Linked DNA regions of Mus musculus: all the other regions are linked to region 2. The links are chromatin loops, found by intact Hi-C in ENCODE. Cell type or tissue: gastrocnemius. All regions are shown on one strand. Region 1 holds the start of Gm46595 (a long non-coding RNA gene). Region 2 overlaps Tgif1 (TGFB-induced factor homeobox 1). Region 3 overlaps Dlgap1 (DLG associated protein 1). Region 4 holds the start of Gm52315 (a long non-coding RNA gene).

Evidence for each region. A loop is a pair of places that touch in the nucleus more often than their neighbours do. Peaks named below come from ENCODE experiments on the same cell type or tissue, not always from the same donor. Only the 100,000 strongest peaks of a DNase experiment are listed, where the experiment ranks them.
Region 1: it touches region 2 in a loop (8-fold over the local background); 26 of 42 quality-filtered maps call a loop at or near these places.
Region 3: a loop joins it to region 2, with 3 times the contacts of the local background. A loop is called at or near these places in 15 of 42 quality-filtered maps.
Region 4: a loop joins it to region 2, with 2.2 times the contacts of the local background. A loop is called at or near these places in 5 of 42 quality-filtered maps.

Annotation. Positions count from the first base shown.
Region 1 is chr17:70,965,266-70,973,265 of GRCm38, reverse strand. It overlaps Gm46595 (a long non-coding RNA gene), which reads left to right and starts at 3,745. Exons shown (of 3, transcript XR_001782184.2): 1 at 3,745-3,963; 2 at 5,398-5,533. Gm41611 (predicted gene, 41611) reads right to left here and starts at 5,388. Exons shown (of 2, transcript NR_168105.1): 1 at 5,323-5,388; 2 at 1,461-4,345. In gastrocnemius, a CTCF peak has its summit at 4,420; a DNase peak (open chromatin) is centred at 1,834; H3K27ac peaks cover 218 bases.
Region 2 is chr17:70,843,057-70,851,056 of GRCm38, reverse strand. Tgif1 (TGFB-induced factor homeobox 1) reads left to right here. Exons shown (of 3, transcript NM_009372.3): 1 at 1-185; 2 at 4,659-4,885; 3 at 5,785-6,852. The coding sequence starts at 170. The coding sequence ends at 6,360. Among named protein-coding and RNA genes, the nearest start is that of Tgif1, 4.2 kb to the left of the region's middle. In gastrocnemius, CTCF peaks have their summits at 1,192 and 3,848 (motif pointing left); DNase peaks (open chromatin) are centred at 2,126, 3,844, 4,748, 5,918 and 3 more places; H3K4me3 peaks cover 3,848 bases; H3K27ac peaks cover 6,052 bases.
Region 3 is chr17:70,750,733-70,758,732 of GRCm38, reverse strand. All of the region lies in intron 6 of Dlgap1 (DLG associated protein 1), which reads right to left. Among named protein-coding and RNA genes, the nearest start is that of Gm36746, 37 kb to the right of the region's middle. In gastrocnemius, a CTCF peak has its summit at 3,611; DNase peaks (open chromatin) are centred at 1,695 and 3,610; H3K4me3 peaks cover 2,387 bases; H3K27ac peaks cover 5,357 bases.
Region 4 is chr17:70,906,623-70,914,622 of GRCm38, reverse strand. All of the region lies in intron 1 of Gm26510 (a long non-coding RNA gene), which reads left to right. Gm52315 (a long non-coding RNA gene) reads right to left here and starts at 2,621. Exons shown (of 3, transcript XR_003952407.1): 1 at 2,596-2,621. In gastrocnemius, a CTCF peak has its summit at 4,188 (motif pointing right); a DNase peak (open chromatin) is centred at 6,166.

The DNA of each region.
Region 1 (8,000 bases), 120 kb before region 2:
CTTGGCCCACTGACCTCCAGTCTAGCTGTGTCTCATTATGGCCGGATTGAAAAGACTGGTGTAGGGTACCAAGAGGTACTTTCAATGTTTAAGACAAAGCAAAATCAATGTCCAATAAATAAATCTAACAGTGTCCTCTTTGAGGTCTATGGCCATTAGTGTGTGTGTGTGTATGTGTGTGTGTATAAACCTTTTTTTTTTTTTTTTTAAGTAGTTTTTGGTTTGGTTTGGTTTTGGTTTTTCGAGACAGTGTTTCCCTGTATAGCCCTGACTGTCCTGGAACTCACTGTGTAGACCAGGCTGGCCTCGAACTCAGAAATCAGCCTGCCTCTGCCTCCCAAGTGCTGGGATAAAAGGCATGCACCACCACTCCCCGTGAGTAGTTTTTTTAGTTAGGTATTTTCTTTATATACATTTCAAATGCTATCCTGGAAGTTCCCTATACCCTCCCCCTGCCCTGCTCCCCTACCCATCCACTCCCACTTCTTGGCCCTGGCTTTCCCCTGTACTGGGACATATAAAGTTTGCAAGACCAAGGGGCCTCTCTTCCCAGTGATGGCCGACTAGGATAAGATATGGCGTGAAGGGGCCTGAGGATGTGGGCCACTGGTATTTACTCGTGGAGCCTCAGGGTCCATCTCCAACACCTCATAAAAGTACAAGTGTTGGCAGCACAGGCCTGTGATTCAAGCACTGGGGAGACAAAGGCAGGAGGATCTGAAGTTGAAGCTCATCTTGGGTATATAGTATTGGGGCCAGCCTGGGCTACACCCTGTCTCAATAAATAAAATGTTCTGAGCCGTTTCCTATTATAGAAAAAAAAAAAAAAAAGAATCTGTCTCTAGATGAACATGTGCCATTGTTTCCTGAATTTTTTTAAATGATTTAAATATTTTTTTATTATACGTGCATTGGTGTTTTGCCTGCATGCATGTGTGTGAGGGTGTTGACTCCTCTGGAGGTGGAGTTAGACATGGTTGCAAGCTGCCGTGTGGTTGCTGGGATTGAACTGGGTCCTCAGAAACTCAGAGCAAACAGTCCTCTTAACCATTGAGCCATCTGTCCAGTTGTACCACTGCCACCGCCACCACCACCTTATGGGTGGATGGTTTTTCGAGACAATGTCTCTGTGTAGCCCTGGCTGTCCTAGAACCCGCTCTGTAGACCAGGCTGGCCTTGAACTCAGGGATCTGCCTCCCTAGTGCCAGGATTAAATTTGATCCTTCTTGTCTCCTGCCTTTAAGAGTTAATCCAGTGGGTTGGGGAGACGGTTTGGAATGCTTGCTGCTCTTGGGGAGGACTGGGGTTTCTAGCACCCACATCAGGTGGTTCACACCTGCCTGTAACTCCAACTACAGGGGACAGACCTTATACCCACTTTTGGCTTCTGTAGGTATATGCACACATAGACACATAAATAATAAGTCCCGAGAGAGAAAGAGTTAACCCAGAGTCAGGGGCGATGTCAAAGTCCTTTAATTCTAGCACTTTGGGGGCAAAGGCAGTAGGAACACTTCAAGTTCTAGGCCAGCCTGGTCCACATAGTCACTTCCAGGCAAGCCTGGGCTCCATAGTGAGACCCTGTCTCTGACACAAACAGAAGTTAATCCAGTTGGGCGGGTCAATCGTTTGGCCAAGGATCCAACCCTCAGGAAGGCAGGCCCACCCAAAGCTGTGCTAAAAAGGTGACTACAGTGAGACACTGTTCCGTCTGGAATCCCCCGGCTGCTGCTGCTCCAGAGCTGTCATGAGGCCCTGCTGTGTCTGCCCGCTTTTCCTCAGTCCTGGCTCTCAGAAAGGCACAATGTTTCCTTTTCCTTCCCTTCTGTCTCTCTTTTGGAAGCTGGCCAGAGCCCAAGTGTGCTTTTCTTGGGGCTTTGGCTTTCCTTGCCCTATCTCTAAAGCTCCCCTGTGGCCGAGTGTCCTCCTTGGGGCTCATCTCCGTGCAGTCTTCACTCGTGCGTGCAGCAGGGATTTTTCTCTTTCTCTTCTCTAGCCTCTTCCAGGCAGCCGTCCGGGTTTACCGCGTGCTTCTCTTGGGTATTTATATTAAATGAAGTTGGCCTTAAGCTCTCCTATGAATCTGTTCTTAAATCCTTTTGTTCACAAAACTGAGAGCCCCTAGGAGGGACCCCAACTTCTCCGGTATCACTCTGTACTAAGCTGGATACACTACTGCCCTCCGAGGCTGGTCTTTTCGTGGTTTTATTTGTCTGGGAGAGGAATTGAGGCATGGGAGTGGGGTCTCAGGGTAACACAGCTGGCTAGTAAGCGTCGGGATGCAATCTGAGCACAACTCATGTGACCCAGGAGAGTGATGACCTGAGAAGACACCAGCAATTTGTTGTCTTTGTACAGAAGTTACAAAAGCCTTTGTCATTACATTTTGTTCTCAAGACACTAGGTTCTGGATAATGTATGCATTGTTATCTCATTTTCTTTCTTTCTTTCTCTCTTTCTTTAAGATTTATTTATTATATATGAGTACACTGCAGCTGTCTTCAGACACTCCAGAAGAGGGCATCAGATCTCATTACGGATGGTTGTGAGCCACCATGTGGTTGCTGGGAATTGAACTCAGGACCTTCGGAAGAGCAGTCAGTGCTCTTAACCCCTGAGCCATCTCTCCAGCCCCCGGTTATCTCATTTTCTAGGTAAGAAGACCAAGCTACAGAAGTTACCCTGCTTGCTCAGCTTGGCCTCACTAGACAGAATCTAGCTTCTAAGCTTTCTGACAAAAACAAACAAACAAAAAACAAACAAAAAAACATTAAGCCTACAATAATTGCCTCCCATGGCTTGGTCAAGATGCTTCTCAGTTAGAGGGAAGTTGAAATATCCCTCTACTCTTTAAAAGCTCAACAATGTGAGTCACTGGGTGTCTTAGTGTTTCTACTATTGTGATGAAACACTATGACAAAAAAAGCATCTTGGGGAGGAAAGGGTTTATGTTGCTCACAGTGCCATGTAACAGTTCACTGTCAAAAGAGGTGAGGGCCTGAACTCCAGCAGTGCGGGAACCTGGAAGCAGGAGCTGATGCAGAGGCCATGGAGGGAGCTGCTTACTGGCCTGCTTCTCATGGCTTGCTCAGCCTGCTTGTATAAATTTAGGACAAAAACCCAGGTGTGGTGCCACCCACAAACGGGCTGGGTTCTCTTCCATCAGTCACTCATTAAGAAAAGGCCCTACAGGCTTGCTACAGCCTGATCTTATTGGAGGTATTTTCTCAATTGAGGTTCCCCCCTCCCTGATGACCACCTTGTATCAAGTTGACATAAAACTAGCCAGAACACTGGACCAGACTGACAATAGACAAACAGGAGGGAAGTTGTACAAATCTATCTGCAGGCTCTACCCTGCAGTCTCACGGGAGACTTGAGGCCAGGTGGTTGTCATCTTAATCTGAGCAGGGCTGAGAGTTGGGGGCAGGGAGGGTGGGGGGAGTTTGGAAGGCTTTAGGGAGAAAAACCTATGACAGACAAAACGTATCTTGTACTGATAAAATCTCTCAGGGAGGAATAGGTGACAGCCTGGGCAAGAGCTGCCCTGGGCTCAGTGTGGACCTTTAGCATCTTTTTCTTGACTCGGATCTTTTCTAGAGTGATCTCTGGCATTCTTCAGAGCAGACCTCAGCTTGCCTGCCTTTCACGATGCAGCAGCATTCTTGAGCGCGATGCAGTGAGGTGTTTACGAGCTCAAGCGTGACCCATGCATGTATCACTGTTTAGTCTGATAAGTAAGTCTGTCACTGTTATTATGCCTTACAGGGGCTGGAGAGGCGGCTCTTGGCTAAGAGCAATTGTTGCTCTTGCAGAGGGAGCAGGTTTGGTTCCTAGCATGCGAGGAGGTTCGTAACGGCTGTAACTCCGGTTCTAGGTGATCCAGCTCTGTCTTCTGGCCTCCTTGGGCACCCGGTATGCAGATGGTAAACAGACATACATGCAGACAAAACACCCAAACTGGTAAGTAAGATAATATGGAGAATTTTAAAGGTGCTATGCATTACAGTATGGGCACAAGCCTTGAAATATGAATGTAGAAACTACTGCAAAACCTAGTATGGAGAAATCCCATGAGAACGCCATTCAGAAACTGAACGAGGATGTGAAAGTTTATCAGACTGCAGTTTTTTCTTTTGTTATGAAGCTAGTTTAGTTTTTGTTTTGATTTGGTTTGGTTTTTGGTTTTTTAGAGACAGGGTTTCTCTGTGTAGCCCTGGCTGTCCTGGAACTCACTCTGTAGACTAGGCTGGCCCACACGCGACAGTTTTGAAGAAAGAGCTCTCGGGTTGAAAAAAAAATGGTGACAATCGCCAATTACACTTGTCACCTTTGTACTTAGTCTCTGTGGAGCAAAACAAACAAAGAACAAAAATCAGTTGTCAAGTGCGATTCTTTAGAGACAATAACTAGAAGTGTCACTAGGTGTCACTATTATTCCTGATACTGTTGTAAACCATTCCCTAAGAAACTTGAGCTGTAGAGCTACTACTGCATGAAGATGGCTTCAGAGCACTGGCCCCACTTTGCCAAGAGTTCCTTAGATAGAACAATTCTGTGCAAAGCCCCAACAGGAATGTCATACATCTGTATATCCCAGATTTAGGGAGCAGTTTCTGGAATTCGATTTTTGCAAGGACCCTTAGCAAGGGCCTCCCTCCCTGCCTCTCCTTCCCTCTCCTCCTCCCCTCCTTTCCTTCCATTCATCCACTATTAATTCATGTATAAATATTTGTTAAGTGATTAGAAAGTTCTAGAATCCAGCTCTGCGGTCTTTGCAATCCCCAGGCTCAAACTATCCCCTGACCTTAGTCTGCCAGTCGCCTGTGGCTTGCAGGCAGGTCTCCCCCCCCCCCCCCCCCAACTTCGTTAAGTTCCACTCTCATGGTCATGTGAACGTGTGAGCAAATCTTTATCATTATTGCTGCTATCACATCTGTTGTAGAGAAGGGGAGGCTGAGGTCACAAGCCGGTAGACGTGTGTGAAATTGTGTTGTAAATATGCCTTATTTTCCTGCCTCAAAAATTTTGAGCACCGTCTATTTAATAGCTCTATATAATGTACGCTACCAAGCCATGCAACCTATACAGATCAAGACAACACAAATACCTTGTGAACCAGCTTCTCTTTATTGCTATTTCCTCCCCCACCCCACCCCACCCCACCCCCATCTCCTGGAAATACCATCAGAATAATACCAGAAAAATACCAAGTGAGCAGAAGGCCTGAAAGTGCTTGGAAGGCGGGACCAGTCATATTCTATGGAATGTGTATGAGTAGGCATGTTCATGTTTAAATATGAAAAGTCGTCTCGGACATACCTTCAGGAAGTCCCCCAATCCCTCCAATCCTGCGTCTGCTGTCTTGGGTTCTCAGGGCACAATGTTGCCTTTCAGATCCTCCTTCTGAAGGAGTATGATGACGTCTGTTTCCTCCTGAACTCTGGTAGCTAGCACTGTGAAAATTACAGCCGGATGCTTCCCTACACTGCCTCTTCTCTGAACGTCTCAGTGCAAATGGACTTCGGCTCACGTAAGGGGCAGACTGTAGATTCCCAAATAACCTTTTTCCGTGCACGCAGGCACGAGATACACACACACACACACACACACACAGAGAGAGAGAGAGAGAGAGAGAGAGAGAGAGAGAGAGAGAGAGAGACAGTGCAGTCTAGTGTCAGTTGCCCTGATCCATCAGTGTGAACGACAGCTGTTATTGAGCTATAACGTGTAACACCCCCAGGAGGCTGTCAAAGCTACTTTTTAAAATCTGCTTTCTGGAGAATGACACCTATTTCCTCTGCAGTCCCTTTGTTGGCCGCTGTGCTGGTCAGTTACCTCGGCAACACTAAGAACTGGACCAGAATGTAACTAAGTAAAGCCATAGATCAAATTTCCAGCATAGTCACAATTTTGGAAATGTCTGATATTCTTCGGTCATCGTTGGGAGCGGGGGTCTACTCGCTGAAAGGCATTTTGGGGAAAGCCACGCCCACTTCTCAGCTGAGAAGACAATGACCCTAGTGCCCCTGCTCTCCCTTGGTCCCTTGGCCTCTGTGCTCTCTGTTTTCTCAGTCTATCAGGAGGTGGGATTGGCTTGCTGATTGATGATGATGATGATGATGATGATGATAATGATGATGATGAAGAAGAAGAAATTGTCCTTAAGTTTCATATTTGAGTTGCAAAAAAAAAAGTATTTTCACAACGTTTGAGCCTATGTTAATTCTTTTTTTTTTTTTTTTTTTTTTTTTTTGTCTTGTTTCTTTTTGTTTGCCTTCAAGACAAGGTTTCACTGTGTAACCCTGGCTGTCCTGGAACTCACTCTGTAGACCTCAAACTCACAAAGATCTGCCTGCCTCTACCTCCAAAGTGCTGAGAGTAATGGCACGTGCCACCACCTCCCTGCCGGGGTCTATGTTAATTCTTTTTGTGCAACTATAACCAAAATTTCTGAGAGAACAGCTCAAAGGAGAAAGAATATGTTTATGGTCACAGTTTCAGGGAGCTGCCACTGTGGTTGCTTGGTCCAATACCACATGTGGAGAAAAATATCCATCTCACTGTGGATAGGAATCACAGAGCTCTAAGGAGGGACTGGGGACCCAGTATCATTTTCAAATCCATACTGTGACATATTACTTCAGCTAGGAGATACTATATTCTAAAGTTTTCAGAACCTTCCAGAACAGCCCCCACCTGTTGAGAATTAAGCTCTCAGCACAAGGGCCTGTGGGGGGGTGGGGGGGGCATTTACAATCTGAAAACCATGACAGAACCTGAACCTTTAATGTAATAAAGACAAGAACTTCCAAACACAGAGGCAGTGAGAAACAGTGCCTGCTTTTGCCTGGATAAACAGCAATCTTAGAAAACTATTTTGCCGCAAACTTTAATCAGTGATTCTGAGAAACTCCTCCCTAACCCCGGCGTCGGTTGTGTCTGAGCCTCTTTCCTTCCCCATTTTGTGTGTTGGTTCCTAACTAAAAGAGAACATGGGGATTTTTTTTCTCCAACATCCTCTTATTCTGTACCACATTAGATATATTTTTTTCCTACCTCACTCACGAGTCTGTTTAAAGACGAGTGGTTCTACAGTCCAGTCTCTTCACAGAACATTAACCCAACAAAAACCGAAACTCCTCTCTTCTAGTGGGCTTGTGGATTCGTGCAGGCCGTGCAGGCCCACTAGCTGTCTGGAAGTCCGTGATGTACTGCTGAGGGGGAGAAGAGAAGGAGAGAGGAAGAGCATTGGACAGAGGAGGGAGAACCCATAGCCAATCTAAGATGGCGGCTTTGGGAAGACCTACAAAGGGAGCTGGCCCCTTGCGGCAGCAGGCTGGGCCAGGGAAAGAAGACTTTCGGGTGTAATCAAATTGTTACCAAGAGGAAACAGGCAGTTCTCAAGAAACCAAATAAGCATTTCCACACGCTCCACAGTTGTGAAGGTTGCGAATACCCTTGCGGGTCTCTTCAGGGTCTATCCATTTTCTTACGTTCGTGGCTTTTGTTGGGATTTCTCTCTTTTTATTGCTTAAGCACATCCCTCACCTTTGCCCCTTTGCTACTTGACTTGGAGACAATCAGAACAGACCTCGATTTTAAGTCTTGCTGGCACACTTTTCTTTGAAAAGATACTTTGGATTTAGAAAACACAAAGACATTGTCTGCTTACTTCACTGGCCAGCTGAACTGGAGGGATGGAACCAAATGGCTTATCTCCTAGTGGCTGAAGATAGTTGGCAAGTTCTGGGGTCCTTGGGACTGGGGCCTAGCAGATGAAGGCTGTAGGCTAGGCCAGGCCAAGGACATCTTTCCTCCTTTGGGCTTCCTGCAACACCAAGGTCAGAAATGACAGTAAGATATGTCCCCTGTGGCCACATGTTAAAACAGAGTCCACAAGGCATTGGAAGGGCTATCAGCGTGCTATGAATGGTGTCAGAGCATGCATGTGGGGGTCAGAGGGCAACTTGCAGGATTGAGTTTTCTTCTTCTACAAT
Region 2 (8,000 bases):
AGCGCCTGAGACCGGAGCACCTTGTTTAGCAATAGTGGTTGGAACACTCTCTTGTAAGTTACCGGAGCACTAGTATAGGAGGAGGATCATCGACTACCCTCCCGCCACTCCACGGCTGCTGGCTCCTAGAAACCCCAGCTTCACCTCTCACTGGGACTCGAGTTCCAGAATGAAAAGCAAGAAGGGTAAGGTGGCGGCGGGCTGTGAGCGCCCGGGGCACCAGTGCGGGACATGTGCGGGCCGCGCCGGATCGGGAGAACACTGACTTGATGGGACTTTTCGGACCAGTGGCTCCCCGGCTGGATTGGTGGCTGTTCTCTTTGTTGAGGCTGTGTCTCTGATGGCAGTTGGTGTTCTTTTCCTTCTAGACACAACCCGAGGGGCTGTTGTGGGGAGGCTGAGCCGCGCCACGCTGTTGGCACGTTGTCAAGAACCACGCTCAGCGCCTTGTTTGTACGCCTCCAAGTTTCATTGTCTTCCTGACACCCCATGCTCGGCCCAGGCGCCGCGTGGTTTCTAGTGCCGTTTCTGGGGCAGGGCTTTGCGGTTGATGTTCTAGGAGACCCTGGCACCTCGCTTTTCCCTGTGGGGGGTCCTTGGCGAATTCCAGTCGCCTTACCTTTTGTCTAAAAGTTTGTAGTTCCGGGTGTTCTCTCACTCCTCGCCGGATCCTGGCAATGTTTTTTTTTTTTTTTTTTTTAAAGAGATGTGTTTTTCACTATCAAAGGAATGTGATCCGGGACCCCCACACATATCGCCCTAGGGCGAGCATAGCTTTGGAAAGATGGACTTTAAAATTTTTACTAGTTTCTGAAAGTTTTCCCACGATGAATTTAGGACCGCGTGTGCTGTTAGAACACAAGTACCATGCAGTCGAAAACTGTCCAAGTGTGACAAGCAGGCTTGGTTGTAAGTGCAAAAAGCGAGGCTGTCATTGTTTCCACCAAAGCTTTACAACTAAAACTTGCCGTCAGTCTGGTTTAAAAACAAAACACACTGGGGAGGAAGGGGGGAAAAAAAAAACCCAAAAGGTCAAAGACTGTGAAGTCCCTTTTGAAGCTAACTTTGGAGTCCCTGACTGGGAGGTCCCTCGAGTGTTCCAGTCGTGGACTGGAGTTGGCTTTTTTTGTTGTGATTTATGTGGAGTGGTTCAAAACAGAAGTTAATCGCTTGGAGAAGCGGGCGGGGGGAAGGGGGCGCTGGTGCGCATGCCCGGGAGCTTCCTCGAGTTTGTTACTCCACATTCTTTCAGACCTAGACCGCGACTGCAGTTCCAACGGAACACGGTTATAGCAGCTGCCGCCAAACACGCTTCCTCACGGGGTTTCTCCGCGCTTCCTACCTTAGAGAGTTGGGTGGATGTTATTCTGTGAGAGACCCCGAAACATACGGAACTCATGAAGACCCCGGGTACTTGGTTAAGTAGGCCTCCTTGCTCCTTTCCACCCTGGGACAGTCAGAGTGTGGGCGCTCTGAGTTGGGGGACAGTTTAACTGAGCTCTGGGGAAAACTTAGGGATCTTCTCAAGACCTCTGTCACCCCTTGACGTGGCTGACAGATCTAGACCCCCGTGGGAGGCATTCCGCTCCAATAGCACCTCAATGAGGGTAGTTTGGTTTTGTGTGGCTCCGGGGTGCGGGAATGCAAAACTGGGTTTCCGTGGGTGGGGAGGAAGGCTGACGACTAGCTTCCCATTCAGGCTCCACCCTCTTGGGTGTCCCCTTCCCCAGATGCGAGGTCCCCAGCCCAAAGAGCGTGGGTTCCCCAAGTCAATCCCCCCGACTCATGGAAACGATGAACGGTGACGTGTTGGAGAGGAAACTTTGCTGAGACCGATTTCGAGTTTCTCATTGGGAGAGCTGAGACTGCTAAGGTTGTCCTGGCTCCTTTTCCCTTTTTTAGGCTTCCTCGGCACTGGGTCTGGGAAGGGGGCAGACCCTTGAGGATATGAACCGCACCGCCCCATTTCTTTACTTCCTTAGGGACCAGGGGCCAGCTCCGTTGCTAACTTGTACAGTTAGCAGGCGGGCTTCAGTTGGGGCTGAAGAACAAAAGCTGCTTGCTCTCTCCTCTTGCCCCTCCCTCGGCTGCAAGCCTCCACAGCCCTGCCTCCCACTGTCTGAAATTACCTGGGAGGGGAGGGTGAGCTTCCCTGCCTGTCCTTGGGCCTGGACTGCTTAAACCTGTCCCGCCTATTGTCTGTTTTAGGAAAGTGAGCATCTTTCAACAAAGACTGGTATATGGTAATAGAGTGCCCTCTGTAGAAAGCCGAGACCGCCCGAAAAGAAAGAGCTCCAAAAATGGCTTCAAAGCAGGCTGGAAGAGGGCTCGCTCAACTAGGAAAATCACCAAGTGTCCTCTCGGGGTCTCCAAGCCTGTTGAATCTGTTTAGGGCTGAACTGGCTGGGTCACTTCCAGCCAGCTGTGGATTTAGTGCCTTGGATGTAAAGTTCCATCCGAGTTACTTGTCCATAGGGAAGAGACTAATTAGGTTTGGTTTTCCCTTGATCTTTTTCCCCCATATTCTTTTTCTAGTCTCCAAGATATCCAAGTGCTTCCCCACCCCCCACCCTCCCAACTTCCATGTTTCATGACTTCAGAAAAAGAAAGTGAAGAAGCAAGATTTGCTTCCTAGAGCCGTGGGTTCCACGGGCCATCTTGTGGCTTTCGGAACAACATTTCCTTGTATGTGGATGGAGTAAGAGGATTCCGAATCTGTCCCACACCCACCTCTCCCTCCCCAACCGCATTTTTTTTTTTCAAAGTGTAAGCAAAGCGAGATGATTGGAAACAAGTCCTAACTGGGAAACTTTTCAAAAGCTCTGTTACAGTAGGAAATGAGTAACGAGGAAAAAAGTCTTTGTTTTTCCAAGTCGAGCCATAATCGGGAGGGAGTTTTAATGAAAATAGCCTTGACAGTAGCAAACGTGATCTCGCAGCACTAAACGGATCAGCTGGTGTGCCCAAGGCACCAAGTCTTAAAACTTCCCCGCTTCCTTCATCCTTTGTGCATGCTTTGGAAATACTTGTAAAGAGGTCTAGGGGTCTGGCTTTCTTTTTTTTTTCTTTCTCAAATGAACAGAGTCGGCAGTTTGGTGTTGCTTAACAGAAACCTGCTTTGTGTCCCTAACCTATTCTGAAAGACCGCGCTTCTTGTCAAACTCCAAGCAGGCGGATCAAAGGGCAGGCTTTAGGGGGTTTTTGTTTCAAGCACTTTGTTATTGCCAATTTACAGTTGGGAATTAACTGTTCAATGAGCAAATTTTCACACTTTTCCCCTCCTAGATTTAAGAAGAGGGGGAAGGAAATAAGTAGTGTTGAAGAATGTCTGGCTTTTCTGAAGTTGGGGGAGTTGAAGCAAATTGCTTTATTCAAATGTACTTAGTTACCCAATTAACCTGGCATGTTTAAAAGTTAGTTTTCCTTGGTTACCAAAGCAAATGTGAAACTCATTTGTAATCAAAGGAGGGTTTTTGGGTTTTTTGGTTTTTTTTTTTTTTTGTAATTAATAGTTTTTCACTCATTTCAATATGGGTGTTTTGTTTTGTTTTTTATTTAAAGTTTCTCAGATTCTGAACAATGAAAGCTCTTTCAGGTTTAAAATTGCCCTTTCTTTAGACTTTCTTTTCTTGAAACAGATTGATTTCATCTTCAGGAAGGAATCCTTCAATTGCATGGCAGTTAAAAATGGAGGTGTTTGTGGTTTATTTGTGGCAGTTTGTTGAGCCTTAAGCTACAGTGAATTTGCAAAATCATCCGCGTCTTTTGTTAGAACCTGCTTTTACTTTGTCTTTGCGGGCTTTGAGTGTTTCCTGTAGGAACTCCTTCTAGCACCTTCTGCCCCCTGCAGTCCAAAGCTAAAAATGTGTCAACAAAGTCAGCCTGCTCCCAGTTGTAAAATAAATTCCTTTAAAAATTCACGGAGTTGATGTATCAATGTGAAGAATATTCTGGTTTTATTTCCTAGATCAGTAAAGGGACTTAATTAGGATTGGAGGGAAAAAAAGCTATACAAAGTTAAAGAAAAGACCTTTGAGATGAACAGAGACAGTCTCACAGATGCCTGGCTTGTAGGTTTGAAAGGAGTTAATAGCATTTCTTAGAAGTGTTCTAAACTTCAAAATGTCTATCAAAGTCCAACTGGCCGGAATTGTCACTGAGCTCTGATTGAAATATTCTGTAGGGTTTGGATTCTTAACATTTCTGGTGGGATTAAAGTACCACCAAAATAGCTTTTTTGGTGGGTTGCACATATTCAATTTTCTTTGTCACGTAAGAATTAAGGACTGATGGGTAGCATTTAGGTTCATATCTAATTGACAGTCTTAAAAAAACCTTCAAGTATATAAAAATGGACGGTGCTTGCTTTAACAGCAAGCCTTTCACGAAAGGAGAGAAAAAAGCATATAAGATGTCCTTGTTCACTGGATTGCTGTCTCTCATGAGTGATGGATGACCTTAAAGACAAGGTTGTGAGGGCCATTCCCCACACTGCCCGGCACCCTTCGTGTTCCAGGCCTTTCCTTGGACACCTTGGCCCCGACTGAAAACTTCACACTCAGTAGTTGAAAAATCACAAGGATGTGGAACAGTCTAAGGAAGTGACTAAGTTTCCCTGCTGGTGAAAGCAAGTGACCGCGGGCCTTGTCCTTTCTCAGGTCTTGTTGCAGCATCTGGCAGTGACTCTGAGGATGAAGACAGCATGGACAGTCCCCTGGACCTTTCCTCATCAGCAGCCTCTGGCAAGAGAAGGAGGAGAGGCAATCTGCCCAAGGAGTCAGTCCAGATTCTGCGAGACTGGCTGTATGAACACAGATACAACGCCTATCCCTCAGAGCAAGAGAAAGCACTGCTGTCCCAGCAGACACACCTGTCCACACTACAGGTAAGGAGAAAGATAAAAGTTTGTGCCAGAATTTGCCCCGTAAGGTGTTGGGGTTCCAGCCCAGATTTGAACTATGCCCCTAACCTATACATACACTTTCTTCTTTATTTACAGACAATTTATAGCATTCCTGTGTGCCAGGCTATAAGCTCTTCTCTGGTGCCTAGTAGAGGGAGGGAGGGAAGAGAGAGAGAAACAGGATCTTTTCATTGTAAACTTTATAGGGTGAAAAGGTAATAATTGGCTATTTAATAGAGGACAGAAACACTTGACATTCATCTGTCAGGAAGCATTTCCTTCAGTGCCTGAAAGAGAAGGAGGTTAAACCTTATTCTATTGCCCAGGAAACTGGTTTGCTATTTAAACAAGGACAGACCTTGGTGAGGTAATTGTGTTGTGTCTGTTGACACAGTCATTTGAACTGAGAGAAATCAGTTACTGGGAGGTGTGGCCTCTTTTAAACAGGAAATGTTTTCCTGTAGTTGATTAACTCAAATGCTGGGGCAGTAGGTAGTAGGTTGAAAGAGACTTAAAGGTGAACTTTCGTTAAAGCTATTTATTTTCAGGTATCTGAGATTTTGCGCCTTTTCCTTGTCTCTGAAAGGGTTAAGGATGATGGCATAGACAAAGTAAACTTGCCCTTATGGCAGGCCGACCCAGCTTAGGTGCCTCTGACTTGCTGGGAAGGCCAAAAAAGCTTTATTTTAGTTTATTTTTTAAAAATCATTGCTGTTGGGCCACTGGTGTACTAGGCAAGTACTCTACCATTGAGCTACTTCCTTGGTGCCAGATGAGCCCCTTTTATTACCTCTTTAAGTCAGGCTTCCTACATCGGATGTTTTCAGAACCTGTTTGTCAAGTGAACTGAGAGTATTGAAGGAGACCCTGTGTGATTTCAGGTCTGTAACTGGTTCATCAACGCCCGCCGCAGGCTCCTTCCTGACATGCTGAGAAAGGATGGCAAAGATCCAAATCAGTTCACGATTTCCCGCCGTGGGGCCAAGATTTCAGAAGCTAGCTCTATTGAAGCTGCAATGGGTATCAAAAACTTCATGCCAACTCTAGAAGAGAGCCCATTTCATTCCTGCGTAGTTGGACCCAACCCAACCCTAGGGAGACCAGTGTCTCCCAAACCTCCCTCCCCAGGATCCATTTTGGCTCGCCCGTCAGTGATCTGCCATACCACTGTGACTGCATTGAAGGATGGGCCTTTCTCTCTCTGTCAGCCGATTGGTGTGGGACAGAGTACAGATGTACCGCAAATAGCACCCAGCAACTTTACAGACACCTCTCTCGTGTACCCAGAGGACACTTGCAAATCTGGACCCAGTCCAAACCCTCAGAGTGGTCTTTTCAACACTCCTCCCCCTACTCCACCAGACCTCAACCAGGATTTTAGTGGATTCCAGCTTCTAGTGGATGTTGCACTCAAACGAGCGGCAGAGATGGAGCTTCAGGCCAAACTCACAGCTTAACCGTTTTTTCAAACAAAACAGTTCTCCAAAATACGGTCCTGATTGCCGGGGGTGATGGCAAGAGATGCATTATTTTATATATTTTTCTATTAATATTTGCACATGGGATTGCTCAGACGAAGCTTCCTGTTACTAAGATGTCTTAAGTGGAATAGAGTCATTCCAAGAACTACAAACTAAAGCTACTGTAGAAACAAAGGGTTTTCTTTTCGAATGTTTCTTGGTAGTTTCTCATAATGTGAGACGGTTCCCAGTATCATGTGATCTTCTCCTCCAGACTCCTCTTCTTTATGTTCCAAGACTGTGCAATACTTTAGACGCCCTCGCACCTCTCTCTTCCCATGTGGAATGGGACGCCCACCTACAGTCTAATGAGTAAACTTTCAGTTTTTTGTTTGTTTGTTTTTTTTTAGATTCAAGCAAGTATGAATCTAGTTGTTGGATACCTTTTTTCATGATGTAATAAAGTATTTTCTTTAAAAGTTATTGCAATGAAGAGCATTTTCTTGAAGGAAGCAATCAGAACACAGTAGGAATATAGGAAATGGGGGCAGGGCAGACTGATTTAGGTTGTGTGTGTGTGTGTGTGTGTGTGTGTGTCACTGCTTTGAAGAGCTGTGGACGGCAAACCACTGTGAATAATCCGGGTGGGTGAGATTTCCTCTTGATTGGAGGGTGAGTTTGCCCCTCAGTCTTTGCTTACAGATGAATGGCAGATAGTAGTGAGGTATCCGCATCAATTCATGATGACATCAGTAGTGAGGTCACCAGCAGTGAGCTGCTGTGTATTTCAGAAGGGCCCACGCTGAGTTTATCTTAAACTCTCCAAGGTTGTAAGTTTGACTGTTGCGGCATGTGCAAGTATGGTCTGTTAGGATAGAAAGTTACTTGCAAAGCCTGGTTGCCCAGGAGGGAACCGGTTGTCGCATGCCTCAGAATCATTCCTACAAAGCCATGCTTGCTGTGAGGCTCCTTTGTTGTTGAAGGCCTGTCCTGTGCTTTCCTGCCGCAGCTAAGAAGCCAAGGTGCACTACAGCTTCTGGACGGCGGTTTTAGAGAGTAGGACATTCTTGCACACTGAAGTTTGCCTAAATGTGAAAGTCTCTGCTCCAGAAAAAAAGAACACTCAAACAAAAGTTGGTAAGTGACACAGAAGACCCAGAGGGTGTACGGAAGTGAAGGGAAGGTGCCAGAGGGTGGCTTGGCCGTAGTACAAATGAAGGTGGGTAAAGAATTATGTTCACTTCAAAGCTGGATCAAAGGTCACAGCCACACACTGCTATAAATCCTGATGGCCTACCCATGTTAAGCGCTTGCTCACATTAAAAGAAAAAACCCCAAAATAACAAGAGCTGGGGAAGGAGTCAACTCAGGCCTAGAGGAATGCACAAGGCCCTGGCAAAGAGGCAAAAATCAAGGTTGAGGGCACTTTTCCTCCTCTGAGTTGAGGGATCCTGGTTCTCAGTGACCAGATAGTAAATAGAAACCATTGTTCTACAAGGTGTAACTCAAAAGCTGCCATATCAGCTGGGCAGGGACGCACACCCGCAATCGCAGCAGGCCAGGGCAATCAGACCGCCGCTGAAACGAGAGATCTGCTACTTCATGAGAGATTCAGATTTAAAACAAAATTATTCGTG
Region 3 (8,000 bases), 92 kb after region 2:
CATACAGTGTAGACCACAGCACACAGTGTGTATCTCAGCATACAGTGTGGACCACAGCATACAGTGTGTATCCCAGCACACAGTGTGTATCCCAGCATACAGTGTGGAATCCAGCACACAGTGCGTACCCCAGCATACAGTGTGCACCCCAGCACACAGTGTGTACCTCAGAATACAGTGTGCACCCCAGCAAGATTTGAACTCTTCATCCTTCTGCTCCAATGTGCTGGTAGTACTGGAGTGGACTCCCATACTTAACTCAAAGTTATTAAAATATTATTTATTTATTCACTTATTTTTATTTATATGAGTACACCGTAGCTGTCTTCAGACACACCAGTAGAGTGTGCATCAGATCCCATTACAGATGGTTGTGAGTCACATGTCAGCTTTGCAACTTTGCAAAGGCCATGAAACACTTGCCCCTCCAAAAGGGAGAGGCTAATTGACATTTCTCAGACCACTGGGCAGGATCTGACCTGAGGGTGGGGACACATTCTGCAGGATGCAGGACAGACCCTTGCCCGCCTTCAGACAAGGGAAATCCTAGTCATCTCATTCCCTAAAGACCAATCAGTTTAAAGCGTGCACCGTCCCGCCAATCATATTGTGCCTAGTTGCATCACTCGCTGCCCGAGTGATGGTGAGACTCCAGTGCACTGGAACAATAAATTCCTCTTGCTTTTTGCACTGATCTCAACTCTACCTGGTTCACTCTGGGGGTCCCTGATAAGCTAAGGCTCCCCGGAGTCTTACACCACCATGTGGTTGCTAGGAATTGAACTCAGGACCTCTGCGAGAGCAGTCTGTGCTCTTAACCTCTGAGCCATCTCTCCAGCCCAGTTGTCTACTTTCTCAATGAAAGACAGTGCTGGTGTGGCAAGCCTCAGGGAACTCCGGGGTGGGGGTGGAGTGGTGGTGGTGGTGGGTGGGTCAGGAGAAGGCTTTCTGGAAGTTCATGTAGACTCTGCCCACTTTGGTCATCCTCTGTCAGCTCCTAAGGACAGATGTTAGGTGGTCATTGAACACACAGGCGAGCAGGGGCAGGGACCACCTTCTTGTTGGTCTCTTTGTCCCCACTTAAGATTTATTTTAAATTATGTGAATAAGTGTGTGTATGAGCTAGTTTGTGCAGGTGTCTGCGAGGGACTTTTTTTTTTTTTTTTTTTTTTTTTTTTTTTTTTTAAAGATTTATTTATTATATGAAAGTACATTGTAGCTGTCTTCAGACACTCCAGAAGAGGGAGTCAGATCTCATTATGGATGGTTGTGAGCCACCATGTGGTTGCTGGGACTTGAACTCTGGACCTTTGGAAGAGCAGTCGGGTGCTCTTACCCACTGAGCCATCTCACCAGCCCTGCGAGGGACTTTTATTGGTGTTGTTTCTGTGGTATTAGATCTTTGAACCCAGGACCACAAGCTTGCTAACCTACAGTTTTCCCCTTGAGTCCCAGGCTGCTACCAGACTGAACTTGTATAAAAGCAGTTATTAATCAAGTTCACCCTAAAACCACGTGGTGGAGAGAAAGAACCAGATCTTGCAAGTGGTACTCTGATCTTCCAATGCACACCAGATCGCACATATGAGATCACACAAGTGCATACAAAACAAACGAGAGAAATTAAAAGAACAAGACCTGCATGAGTCTGAGAGAGGGCTCGATCGTAAACACACCAGCTGCCAAGCTTCACAGCCTGAGTCGATCCCCAGAGACCCACATGGCAGAAGGTGACAACCGACTCTCAAAAGTTGTCCTCTGGCTTCCACATGCACATCGTGGCATGCATATGCCCATACACATACAAAATAAATAGATGCAGTTTTAATTAACAACAGCAACAACAAAAACATCAGGCTTAGTGGTTAATCCTGACACTAGAGTGGCAGGCAGATTTCTGTGAGCTTGATGCCTACATGATGTGTATGTGTGTGTGTGTGTGTGTGTGTGTGTGTGTGTAATATTACAAATAAACAAACAAAACAAATCTGTAAGATGTGTAGTCACACATTGTTCATACACAGAACAGAAGGACATTATTCTGTAGTGACGACTCATTTCCTGGGAAGGCGCACAAGCACAGATCAGACAATTTTCTTTCTTTCTTTAAAAGATTTATTTAAATTTATGCATATGATTTTTACCTCCCCCCCCGCCCCCCCCCCTGTGTATTCTGTCCACCACATGCATACCTGCTGCCTGTGGACCGGATCCCGTGCAGCTGGTGTCGGGATGGTCAAAAGCCCTCACGTAAGTGCTGGGAATGGAACACAGGTCCTCTGCAAGTGCTCTGGACCTCTGAGCCATCTCTCCAGCTGGCGGATCCCTGTGAGTTTGAGGCCAGCCTGGTCTACATAGCAAGTTCCAGGACAGCCAGGGCTATGTAGAAATCTTGCTGCAGTCTCAAAAAGGTCTGCCTTTAATCCTCAGAACTACCAAACAAACAAACAATTTTAAAAAGAGAAAATACCTAAGTATATATAAGTTCTAAAAAATTAACAAAACCTTGCAAAATCTCTGCCCAACAGAGTCCACATGGAAAAATTACTGCCCTATTTCAAAAATATTTACAGCTTCCCCCTTTTCAGGCCACCCAGAGAGATCCTGGTGGTTGGTGAGGCGCACTCGCTTGCCAGCCCACCTCTGGGAGGTACAGTGCACCCCACAGTAGTTAGTATGCATTCTGGCTCCTGGGAGGTGCCTGTGTGAGAATGACTTCCACTCAAGGCATCCTCCACGGAAAACACTTTTCCCTGTCACTGAATGGGGGGGGGGGGGGAAGCGGCTCTGAGCGAGCCGAGGAGGGAGGGGCCGGCAATAACTCTTGCAGTCATCCACACCCTCGCCAGTTGGTGATTACCAGGATCCCAGACACTTCCTAATGCCAGACAAACGCCCCAAGCCTCGGCATGTCTGGCTTGAAGATCTATTCAACTGATAGCCCCCGCCTTTTCGAGGGAGAGCCCCATTGCCCGGGCTAATCAAACAAAACATTGTTCTCAGAGGCAGGAAGAAAGGAAAGGCTTGTCTCTTGGACGCAATGTTTGGGATTCATATCTATATATAAAAACATAATACATATATATTCCCAACTAAAAGGTTGCTACAAAACTTGGAATTCCGGAGGCGTGGCTGGTTTGCACAGAGCGTGCACTGTATAGAAATCCCGGGAGGGGAGGAATCTGAAAGCTAAGTGCCATTAAAAGAAGGGGGTGGGGTGGGGGGAAGCCCCAGGCACTTGATGCCTGTAAAGGATGTAAGTCACAGCCACTCTATTAGACCTGCAACCAAACTAGACTCAGATCCGTCGCAGCTGCCCTCCAAATGTCAGCGTCAGTGTTGGGCAAAGCTTGAAACCCCACCAGGCTTCAGGAGAGCCATTCTCACCCACATTTTCCCCCGAGCACTCTTAGGAACCTGGCAACAGGTAACGTGGCAACCTTTGACTTCTAAAAGGCGAGTGGGATAATTTCAGGGAACAAACGGATTGTTTTTGAGCCAGCTGCATCTCGCCTAACTGCCCCCGCACCCAACCTCCTCCCTCCCAAGACAAAGTCTGGGAAAACAAACTTAAGTGCTGCAGGCTGTCCTGCTCTCTCGCACGCCCTGGTGGCCAACATCGGAACAACATGCACGTGTTCGGAACTCCGCGGCAGTTCCCGCTGGTAAGTTTTGTGGAAGTGTGCCGACCTGTCTCTGGTGCAGAGATGGAATCCATTCAAAATGTCCCCATTTTTGTTGTTGTTTTCGAGATATGGTAGATATTTAGCCTTGGCTGTCCTGGAACTCACTATGTAGACTAGGCTGCTTCTGTCTCCTGAGTGCGGAAATTAAAGGTAAACGCTAGCAGATCTACCTGTAGAGAGTCTTCACTTTTATTTAAGCACATTGACAATTATCCACGGAATGAAACCTCTGGACTCAGACGCCCCCCTCCTCCCCAGAATCAGTGAGGGAGAATACTGGGAACAGGGTCTGGTAAACATTGCAGGAGGCTCGGGCCTGTGATTTCTTCCTTTTGAGGCCGATGTGGGAAGACCAGGGTTCAAGACCAGCCTGGACTCCTTACTCAGGCTTTGTCTTGAAAAAGCATCAACAAAACGTGATTCCTGCTGTAATTACTCCCATTTTCCCTGTTTGTCTCGTATATTCCACATACAGACACCTTTTGGGTTTTGAAGCTTTCCCAGTCAGCCCTGCTGGGTTCCTGTGTTATAAGGATTACTGAAGATTTCCACACTGCCAGATCAGCTTCCCAGACTGCAGCTACACCCAGTAAAATGCCAGCGGCTGTGTTTTTAGGCTGTCTGATCCTCTTAGACACTGCCCTACCCCCTTTCCAATGTTGGGCAGAAATGGAGGCCCAGTCCCGAGTCGCTGTTAGCCCACAGGACCCAGCGCTTCCTGGCTCTGCATCTGGAAACGGTACACGGAAGCTTGAGAGGTTCAGATCAAAGTACCTGGTCCTCTCAGAAACTTTCATTAATTAACTAAATTAGAGGACACTGAAGAATGCTGGAGGTGTCTCTTCAGAAGGCGCGGGGTCCAGGGGTTAAGGTCTGAGCCCTGTAGTATAGACCTCCACGAAGCTTGACAATCAAATAATACTATAAGCCAAAACCAGCCCATGCCTGAAACCATGAGATGTTAGAGTTGTTTTTGCCCACATCGTGTAAGGGCAAAGGTTAAGGCCGGGGGGTCTGAGTAAGCTTGGTAGGGCCGCTGGCCTGTGTGAACCACACAGCCTTTCTAGAGCCAGGGAACCGTGTGTTGAAATCGGGAGGGACATTTCGGTCTTCAGGGTTACTAATTTCCCAGGCAGCGGGTGTTGTTCCCAGATGGGAATACGATCTCTTTAGCACTTCATCTCCCGGCTTTGCCAACAGGTGCTATTGAGTCAACTGTGCACACAGACGGCCGTCCTGGCACATTCATCACCAGGAAGATGTCATTGCCATTTGTTCCATGACTTTCTGGATTTTTTTCTACCCCTGACTCAGACACAGTCACTTCCTCTTACGCTTAGGGAATTGTTTTGTTTTTTTCTTTTTTCTTTTTTTCTTTTTCAGCATTTGTAATTGTGTGTTTTTCAAAATATGTCCCCGTCTGGCCTACAGGCCTTCCTGAGTTGAATGGACTGTTTACAGAAGAGAGAGATTCAGGGCCCAAGGTCAGGGTTACAGAATTATATAAGGCTTCCTGTTTGGGCAGCTGGTCTACCAAGCCCTCAGGGCAGACTGAGTTTTGACAAAAGCCGGCTGCCCGTTGGGTGTGGTGGCACATACCTGTAGCTCAGGAATATCAGAAGTTCAAGTGTTTGGTTTTGAACCCCTGGACAAGCAACTGAGGTGTATATATATCAAAGCAGACCTGGCCTCCAGGTTCTCCCAGCATCCCTCACTCCCTACCTGGCATACCCTGCTCCCATCATTGAATTTTCCAGTCCAGGGCTGGGCTGCCATTCCCTTAGTGGCTCCTTCCTATCTAATCCTGACGTTTGGGTCTCTCTCTTTCCTCTCCTTTTCCCTCTTTGTATGAGGACTCTTTCTCCCCTCCCCGTCTCCCCCCACCTCCAGAGCAGCTTCCCAAGAAACCGGCCTTTAATCTAATCTGATCTGTCTTGAATTGACTCATTTTTGAACACGCACAGACTTTTCTTTGCTATTCTCTATATACAGACAGTATAACAAGTATTTGCTTGGTGTATGTCCACATAATTCCTACCATGCAGGAGGCTGAGGCAGGGGAGATTGCAAATGGAAAGCCAGCCTGTGCTACAAGTTGAATATTTGTCTCAGAAAACTAACATTGGGTTGGTGAATACTTGTAAGCCCAGAACTTGGGAGGCTGAGGCAGGAGGATCTCTATGAGTTTGAGGTTTTTGCAGTCTATATAGCAAGTTCCAGGCCATCCCGAGTGAGGCTTATGGGTCTATATCAGTATTAGAGTATATATATACATACATACATACATATATATATATATATATATATATATATATATGTCTATTTCAGTAGTAGAGTGCTTAGCTGGTATTGGGCAGGTCCTGGGTTTGCTCTCTAGAACCACAAAATAAAAAAAAACAATATTTATAAAGCATTTGCAGTTAGAAAGAAATTGAATTTCTGTAAGAAGTAATCTCAAAATGGCTTATATTGCCGGATGTGCAACAGGCTACATGCAAATACTATACAAGAGACAGTAGCTGAATGTTCTAGTACACTAGGACACAGCACATGAGGGTGTTCTACAGTCAATGCTCCAAAGCTACCAAAGCTACTACATAGGCAGTTGTGGCCAGTTCTGTTGGCACTCGTCAAGTGCTGGCTAAGTTCAGCTACGACTAGTCAGCTTTTGCCACAGAGCTAGTACGTCGAACGCCAGTGTTGAGATGCTTGGATAGTCATCCATGCCTGAGGCCTGGGATTCTATTCTCATCAACATGAGGAACGTATCTCTACTCCTGTGCCTTATCCAGCTAACATCCTCCCTTGTCTGCCTGGTGGTGCACTCAGGTCCGATGAGATTGCTGCTGAGGGCCCGGGATACCAAACCTCCCTTATCTGTGACTGCTTTGCTTCCCACGAGTTCTTTCCACTCATCATTACTGGGTTTTTGTCTCCCACGGCCTAGGCTGCCCTAGAACTCGCTGTGTACTCGAAGCTGACCTCGAGCCCCTCATCCTCCAGCTTCAAACTTGCCAAGGGTTGGGATCACAGACACACCAAGGTAGTTGTTCTCCCTTCTGAGAACCTTCGTTGTTTTGTTTTGATATTGAGCTTGAACCACCTTGAACTTCTGATCTTACTCACCTCCTAAGGGGTGGGGTTACAGGCATGGACCACTAAGCCTTTTTTTTTTTTTTTTTTTTGTTAAACGAAGTACTGCGACTAAAACCATTACTTTTTTTTTGCATGCTAGTCAAGTACTCCACAAACTTAGCTGCATCTTCAGCCTGGTTTGAAAGTCTCTTATTTTAGGTTACACTCACGATTTGGGTTTTATCATGGCATCTTTCCAAGAACCCTTCTCATTTCAACAGAACTAGCATGGAGTCCCTGAGTGTTAGGACAAACCCAAATGGGGACCACAAACGTCTGCCGGCCTGGGTTTAGTAAACAGATCTCAGCCGCGATTCACTCTTCCTGGGGCCAAGGCCATAGCGCGCTCCGGAATGGGAGGAGAGTATCCAGCGCATGGTAGTCCTCTGTGCTGCTTCAGGAAGTGAGAGGCCTGTTCACAAATCACATCTACGGGAGCCCGGGTCTGCTAAATCTCAGCCTCAGGTGATGCCTCCTTGTCTCAGTGCCTGGCACTGAGAGCGGCCTGAAGAAGGAGGTCGGGAATCTTGTGCCTTGGAAACCGCGATTTGTGGAGAAGCCAGAAAGGAAACCGTTCTTTCCTTCCGGTTAGTTCCAGCAGGGTCCGGGGAGGGCGGGGCCTGTGGGAGGTGCAAGCCTCCCAGGGTCTCTGAAGGTTAGCTCTTAATTATTCATCTCACTCCTTCCTCCTTTTTCAAAGGGAAAACTCTACAAGTTAATCTGTAATGGCCTCAGAGAAAGGATGCGTGTTAGGATGCGGGTTTCTTATGCATACTCAGATAGCAAGAGCAGCCCTGAGAAGGACAGACTCTCTTTAACTGCTGCTCCTCGACAGCCGAGGGCACAAATCGGAAGAAACTTTCCAGGTGCTCCTGGGGGATCTTTCTGACTACAAGACTATTTAAAGTATCCCTGACGGCTGAACTTGCCCTGCCTCCGTAGCGTATAGCCCTGCCGTAGAGCACACACCTACCATGTACAGGGATGTATTTCTAGCGTGGATAAAGAGACAGGTGGGGCGCGGATGCTTGTCATTTGCCAAAAATTTTCAGTTAAACGAAACAAAACCCAGCAACCTTCCAGTCCCTTTGAAGTCAAGATTAAAATTGTTATCAAGTTACTCCAACCTCTATCCCCCATTCACTGTGTGTTAATGAACCCAAGGCTGTAGCTGGTCTC
Region 4 (8,000 bases), 64 kb before region 2:
TGGTGGTTGTTTATGGGATGGATCCCCAGGTGAGGCAGTTTTGTAACTCCTTCCATGGGTATTTTGTTTCCCCTTTTAAGAAGGATCGAAGTATCCACACTTTGGTCTTCCATCTTCTTCAGTTTCATGTGTTTTGCAAATTGTATCTTAGGTATTCTGAGCTTCTGGGCTAATATCCACTTACCAGTGAGTGCATATCATGTGTGTTCTTTTGTGATTGGGTTACCTCACTCAGGATGATAAATCAGTACACTGTAGCTGTCTTCAGACACACCACAAGAGGGCGTCAGATATCACTACTGATGGTTGTGAGCAACCATGTGGTTGCTGGGATTTGAACTCAGGACCTTCGGAAGAGCAGTCAATGTTCTTAACCACTGAGCCATCTCTCCAGCCCCAGGTTCTCACTTCTTAATATGAATGAATGAAGATGGGTTTCAGTAGGTGAATTTGGGGGAAGACAGCAGAAAGTGATGTCTAAGTGTATAAAGTAGTCAGTGTTATATAAATATCAAATCTGGTTTTGATTATATCTGTGGTTATCACTGTGAGGAGCTGGAGAGTGGGTTTTATACAGAAATCAACCAAACTGGTTTGAAACTTGTGTGTATTTAATATCGATTTCAAGCACAAGGCTGGGGTTGGATAGATGCTCAGTGGTTTGGAGCACTTGTTATTCTTACAGAGGACCTAGGCTTGACTCCTAGCATGTATGTGATTCCCAGACATCTGTCACAGCAGTTCTAAGACAACCAGGCACACATGGAGTATACATACATACAACATATATACATACATACATACATACATACATAGTAAAGTAAATAAGTGCAAAAAGAACATTAAAACTACTACAAAATGTCATGTCCAAGATAAATCCACTTTCACATTCTACATTATAGTGACACACTTATACTCCATATTCCAAATGGAATACATACGTGCTATTAGTGGTTTAACACAGATGCTGTCATGAAGGTTTGTTCTAACTCCCCATTCTATGCCCCTGGAGGAAATAGTACAAGATGGATACCAGCAGAAACTAACTCGAACACTCACAGAACTAGGGGAGAGCCCAAGGCTAATGAGAGGAACAGGGAAATCACAGCTCTGAGGAACATGGCTGAGCACCTGACCAGAGGGGCAGAGCTCTGCAATGATCGGCTAGATGCCTTTGTTTTCCACCCCTTCCCTCTTGTATAATCTGCCAAAAGTGAGAAGCAAGGCTTGTCTCTAGGATATTGTCATTCAGATTGCAGACTTTCTGAATGAAGCTCAATTTCAATGTTATCTTTTGTTTTTGTTTGTTTTTGAGACAGGGTTTCTCTGTGTAGCCCTGGCTGTCCTGGAACTCACTCTGTAGACCAGGCTGGCCTCGAACTCAGAAATCCACCTGCCTCTGCCTCCCAAGTTCATTGTTATCTTTTTAAGTGTGGGAAACCAATCAGTTTGCCAGCCTGACCCCTACATGAGCTCTACTTTGTTCTACAGCAAATCAAAAAGCTGAACCAACGGCTCCCAAGCTGCCCTGTTCCGACCAGACAGATGAATCTCAGCCAGTCCTGTTGTCCTGTGCCATTCGCGTGGCACTTCCCTTCAGACTGTGATTTCCTTCGTACTGTGAGCGACAGGAGCTGGGAGATGGTTCAGTTAGTAGTGTGTGCCTGGCATGACTGGGCACGAGTACCTGCCTCTGTCCTAGCACTTTGAAGAGGAAGCCAAAGGATCTGTAATCCAGAAACTTCCTCAGCTACAGCAGGAAGGTTGAAGACCTGTCTAGAAGAGTGGGGGAGGGGGAGGGACTGTGGAAGGAAGGAGGAAAATTACCAGCCGTACTCCCCAAAGGAAAAGATGCTTTCTGCATTTAGTAAACTGTGAACCGAACAAGTATTTGAGGGTAAAAATGTCTTTTTACTGAATATTTATGGACTTTGGAGGAGTCGTTATTTCTTGAGCAATACAGAATAGTAACCATTAACATGAGATTGATCTTGCAATCGGTTTTCTAAACAATCTGGGTTACTTAAATAGTTGGAAGGACTGAATGAGCTCCATGAAAATACAATGCTGTTTTATATATGAGGCCTTTACATCCACGCATGTGGGAATCCGCAGGGAAGCTGAAATCATCCCCCTGTGAGTCCCGAGAGATGCCTACCATAGGAAATAAGAATCCCTGTGTAACTTGAAGTCCTGACTTTGTTTGATTAGAAGATGTCGCCGGGCAGTGGTGGCGCATGCCTTTAATCCCAGCACTTGGGCGGTGCCAGGTGGATTTCTGAGTCTGAGGCCAGCCTGGTCTACAGAGTGAGTTCCAGGACAGCTAGGGCTACACAGAGAAACCCTGTCTCGAAAAACCAAAAATAAATAAATAAAATAATAAAATAAATAAATAAATAAATAGAAGAAGAAGATGCCAAGTCTTGTGTTCCTGGCACCGTGGGTGGAAGATTTCCTGCGTGCCAGGTCACTAACAGCAAGATGCATTAGCCCATAGCTTTAGGAATTGCAGATTTCTTGGCACCAGAGGGTGGTGAGTAACTCTCTCCTCCCCTTGACTAATGGAAGCCTCTTCTAATAGTTCCTAGCCCTTACCTCTTTCTCCAGCATTGGGGCACACAGAAACCACCTGGTAAGAAGTTAGGATCTTGGGCCACCCTCACCGAAGGTCTGGTCAGAGCGAGTTGTATCCATTGACCATGACTCTGGTCATATATCAGTTGTCTGTAGCCCACATGTTGAAAAGCATTGACAGAGGAGACTTGCTCACCTGTAAAAGATACAGAAAATGTCACTGACAAATCTGACACTTGGCTGTGGAGACAACTCGACTGGCAAAGCGCTAATTGAGAAAACATGAGGACCCAAGTTCAATCCCCAGCACCCATAATGAACAACTAGGTATGGTGGCATGGTGGCATGCACTTGTGATCCCAGTACTGGGGAAGTGAAGACATTCCTGGGGTTTGCCCACCAGACAGCCCGGCTTCATTAGACAGCACCAGGTCCTACTGAGAGACCTGGTTTCAAAAATTAAGATAGGAGCCTCAAGAGGAATGGCACCTGAGGTTGACCTTTGATCTTCACATGCAGGCAACATACATGCAGACACATGTCCACACATACCTGTGCGCATGTGCACACACACAAAGATGCGGTTGTGTGGTGTGTCACTGTATTTCAGAATGTCCCTTAGCATCTTCCCCTCAGTGCTAAGTTCTCACATCTACAGGAGCTGTTCTCTTTTTCCCTTTCAATAAGTGGGTTAGAGATGAGCTGACTCACGCAGGCCGAGTTTTCATGGACTGCTACTGTTCAGCAAAGCTTGGGGGCAGATGGCATTTCAGAGTTGGGCCTTGAGTTCTTCAATAGCTTTTCAATACTCCCTGGACTCAGCTCCTATTTCCCTCTTTTGAGAGGCATTGCTGTGAGCATCTCATTCACTCCCAGTCTTGGCTGTTGATCAACTTTTCAAGCACAGAACTTGAGCTTCAGCAGGTCTCTTGAGTTCAGAACTTGTGCTTCAGCAGGTCTCATGAATTCAGAACAAAGCAAAAATCATAGTCCCTCCTACAGAGCTTTCGAGTACAGTAACGGTACAAAACGATCTGTTGTGTGAATCCATGAATATATAAATGTAGACGTGCAGGCAGCCACAATGCCTTCAGAAGGCCAGTTGCCTCTCTTGGGGGAAAGAGACATAAGCTACAGAAATACTGCATTTAGATTCAGAAAAACTGGCCCCTGCCTTCTCAGCATGGAACCTATACGCCAGTGCCAGCCAAAGAAAGCACAACACAGCTTATAAATGCAAGCTGACTACCTAACTGTATATATTTAGTAGCTCTAGTTTTAAAACTAAGAACAGGTGAAGTTAATTTTAAGATGGCATTTTATTGGACCCAATGTGTCTAGAATACTATTTCATCACATAATGAATATACACATAAAGACTTAAAATTAAAAAAGTTTTGAGAGTTCTCACAAGATAGCTCTGGCTAGCCTGGAACTTACTATTTAGACCAGGCTAGCCTCTAACACACAAAGACTCACCCACCTCCACCCCTTAAGTGCAGGGATTAAAGGTATGTGTTACCACAGCTGGCTGTTTTTATTTGTAATTATATATGTACATGTATACCTGGGGATTGGGTACCTGAGTGCAGTACCAGAGGAGGCCAGAAGAGAGCAGAGAGTTTCCTGGCCCTTTGAGTTACAGGGGTTTGTGAGCCACTTGGGGGGATCAAACTCCAGTTGTCTGCAAAGGAGGCATACGCTCTTAACCACTGAGCCATCCTCTCCAGCTCCCCAGTACACACTGCCTTCATTGTGCTAGGGACTAAACTCAGTGCCTTGTGTCTGTAAGCATGCACGCTACCACTGAGTTATGCCCCAATTCATCCAATATGAATTACTGATAGGATATTTTATATTCTCGTCTCATTCTGCTCTTTAAAGTGGTGTGTGGCTTACACTGACCGTGCCCCTTAGTTTGGATCACCCCAGCTCAGTTGCCCACTAGTCACATGTGGAGCAGCTCTGAGGCTGTGTTAGTCACAAACACAACCTGGTTTCCTTATTTGTGACTGTGCGTTAATACCTACCTCATCAGGTTCTATACAGATACAACAAAGAAGAGAGTGTGTAGGTGGATGGCAGCTTATGCCTTGCAGGTTTGTTTCTTGCTGTGCACTCAAAACTGGTTAAGTGGGGACTCTGCTCACTCATGTCAGGCTTTTGCTTTAGGAGAGGCAGGCTAAGTTATTTAGCCACACCAGAATGTCAATGGGAATGGAAAGCTGTAATCCTCCCATGCATGTGCAGTGGGTGGAAAGGAAGAAGTATTTGCTGAGCTCATTTGGATGAAGACACTTTAGCTATTATGAATGGGATTTATGTTGTTTTAGTCATGTGGTGGCTAATTTGGTGGTAGTGGTGGTTGACATGATCAAGTGATGCGTAAAGGTAGGATGTAATTCAATTCTGGGCATGTCAGTGAGCATGTTTCCAGAGACGGAGCCAGCTGAGTTTGGGGGAGAACTGTTCTCCGTGTGGACAGGATGGACCCCAGGAAGCAGCAGCAGCAGCAGCAGCAATTCTCTTGGATTTAGCCATTGTCTGCCACTGCTGATCTCAGTTTTCAGACTCCGGTTTCCTTGGTCTTTGGCTCTGCAGTTCCTACCAGTGCCCGTTGATGCTTGACGTTGTTGTCCTCTGCCTTTAGGCTGCATCCTTGCCTCCTTGGTGATAGCCTGCCACTTCTTAGATGGAGTCACACTGCTAGCTTGTGGAGTGGAACTCTGCGTCTGTAGTCTTGCAAGCCATTCCAGTAAGTCCAAACATATATGCAAGTATAGACATACATCACTCCTAGGTTCACACTGTTTACAAAAAGAAGCCCAAGGTGGAAGGTATCATGCTTTGGGATAAGAGCATGGTCTCAGGTAGCTTAGGCTGCCCTCAAATTCCTTGTCTTCCTGTGTCCGACTTCCAAGGGCCAACATTACAGATGTAATACAGATGTTTCCACATCCAATGCCCAATATCCAAACTTGCCTGAGGTTGGACCCAGTTTTAGACATCTAAGTTTCCGTTTCTGGATGACTTTGGATTTGGACTAGGATTTTCATCTAACTGAGTCACTGCCATTGGCATGCTTGCTAGGGGTCAGCTATTAGGGGTCTCGGGTCTTATTTGGGGCTTAGCCAAAGTAACAGGTCCCTCTAATTGTTCATGTCTAGGTCTTTGTTTAGCTCTTAATGTTCTCTGAGAACACAGAATTAAAGTTCTCTTGATTTTGTTCCTTGTGGGGTTTTTTGTTTGTTTGTTTGTTTGTTTACTCGCTTGCTTTGAGACTCATTCTGTGTAGCTCAGGCTCGCCTGAAGCTCCCAATTTCTTGCCTCTGCTTACCAATGGCTGGATTACAGGTGCAGGCCCACGCACTGCCATTAAGCTCATTTGTAGGTGCTCCCCTGTTGCTGCCTGCCTCCTCAGTCTGTACAGAGTGCAGACACTCTCTGCCCCTGCTTGCCCCAGCATCTCCAAAGGCAGGTTAAGGGTGGGACTTATGACTCACACTGGCCTTTTCAAGCTGGGGAATTCAAGCTGGGCCCAGGGCCACTCTGGAAGCAAGAGCTGGAGCGAGACCTTCTTCCTTCTGCTTTCCAGTTCTCTCCTGGCCCCCAGCCCAGAGGACAATGCTGCCCAAAGCAGGGCAGTTCTCTAGGTGTGTGGCATATCATTTCCCCCAACCCAGTCAAGGCACAGAGCATTCATTGAGTTCTTGGGGCTTGCTGGCTGTTGGGGGTACGTGACGATCCTCTCTGTAAGTGACGAGCTCTCTGTGTAAAAAGCTGTTAACAATAGCCATCTATCATACAATTCACCTTTATAGTGTGCCTTTAGCACACTTAGGGGTCCCAAATAATAAACACAAAATTTTTATATGGGCGTTTTATCAGTGAGGACGCTTTGCAGAATGGAGCAAAAGCATGTAGGTTTCTCAGAGACGAACTGTGACCTGGACTCCGTAAAGTGGGCGTAGACTTTTAATCATCCTTTCACCAGTGAGATCTGAAGGAACTTGTTCAAGTGCATTACATTGAACTTGTTTACTTGACCACGGTAATGGAAGCAGTGATTTTCTTCCACCCAACATGCCTGCCTTTGAAGAAAGAGTCTGCACAATGGCTCTAGATGCATCTGAGTGGAAGTACCAGCTCTGCAAGTGACCTGGGGGCTGGGGGTGGGGGCACCTGTTGTGAGGACTGTTCTGGAAGCTGTGTCACATCACAGGATGGAACCTGACGTAGACTGATTGGGTTTGATGTTTCTTTCAGCCTCTGTCTGCAGGAATATTCCTACTGGGATAGAACAGAGAGTCTGTCAGGTTTAGAGAGTCGTTTCATTTAAACGGGAAATGAGATAGGAGGTTGGGTACTGTGTGCTGCATGCAAGCCTTTGATCCCAGGTCTCAGGAGGTAGAAGCGAGCAGAGCTCTGTGAGTGTGAGGCCAGCCTGGTCTACATAGTGTGTTCCAGGACAGCCAGGGCTACATAGTGAGACCCTGTCTCTAAGATAGATAGATAGATAGATAGATAGATAGATAGATAGATAGATAGATAGATGAGATAGATAGATAGATAGATAGATAGATAGATAGATAGATAGATAGATAGATAGATGAGATAGATAGATAGATAGATAGATAGATAGATAGATAGATAGATAGATAGATAGATAGATAGATAGATGAGATAGATTGGTGGTTATAGCTGCATCTTACTATCTGTAGATCATATTAATATCTCAGTGTAAATCATACCTCAAAATTAATCTGATTATGCATCCCCTCCCACCTTTGGCAAAAGGATTATTTTGAGCAAAGACAACTGAGATCGGTGAGCTTGAACTTTCCCTTTGTGAAGATATTTAACAGTAAGCTCACCTTATCTGCTGAATGATCTCACTGGTCTGCCAGCTACCGTTTTAAATGCTTCAAAACATCTTGGTTACTTCCAAAGGACTCCAAAACCACCAAGCAATCCTCCAGTACCTCTAGGCCCTTGGTGAATGCCCAAAGTCTGCATCCATCTACTATCCTGGAAATCTCCCTTCAGTAGAATCAAACAACATACCACACGGCTTCTTTCACTTAGCCTAATGTACATTTTACGCAGCTGTAACAAGTGTCAGAACTGAATTGGTTTTGATGGGCAGGATAATGCGCAAGCATGAGCACACACTCGTGAGTGTGCACACACTCACACTCGTGCACAGACACACACACATATAGTGGGAAGGGCGGTTGCTTTACCTGTCCGTTTGTTGATGAATAACTGACATTTCCACATGCTCTTCTCACACCCTGTGTTAATGCCGGGAGTGGCACTGGCTAACTTCTGGATGTTACATTACCCTTGCACTCCTGGGATAAATGATCATCTATTATGCTGTGTAATTCTTTCATAGGAGCTTGGACTGAGTTTGCTACTTTCTT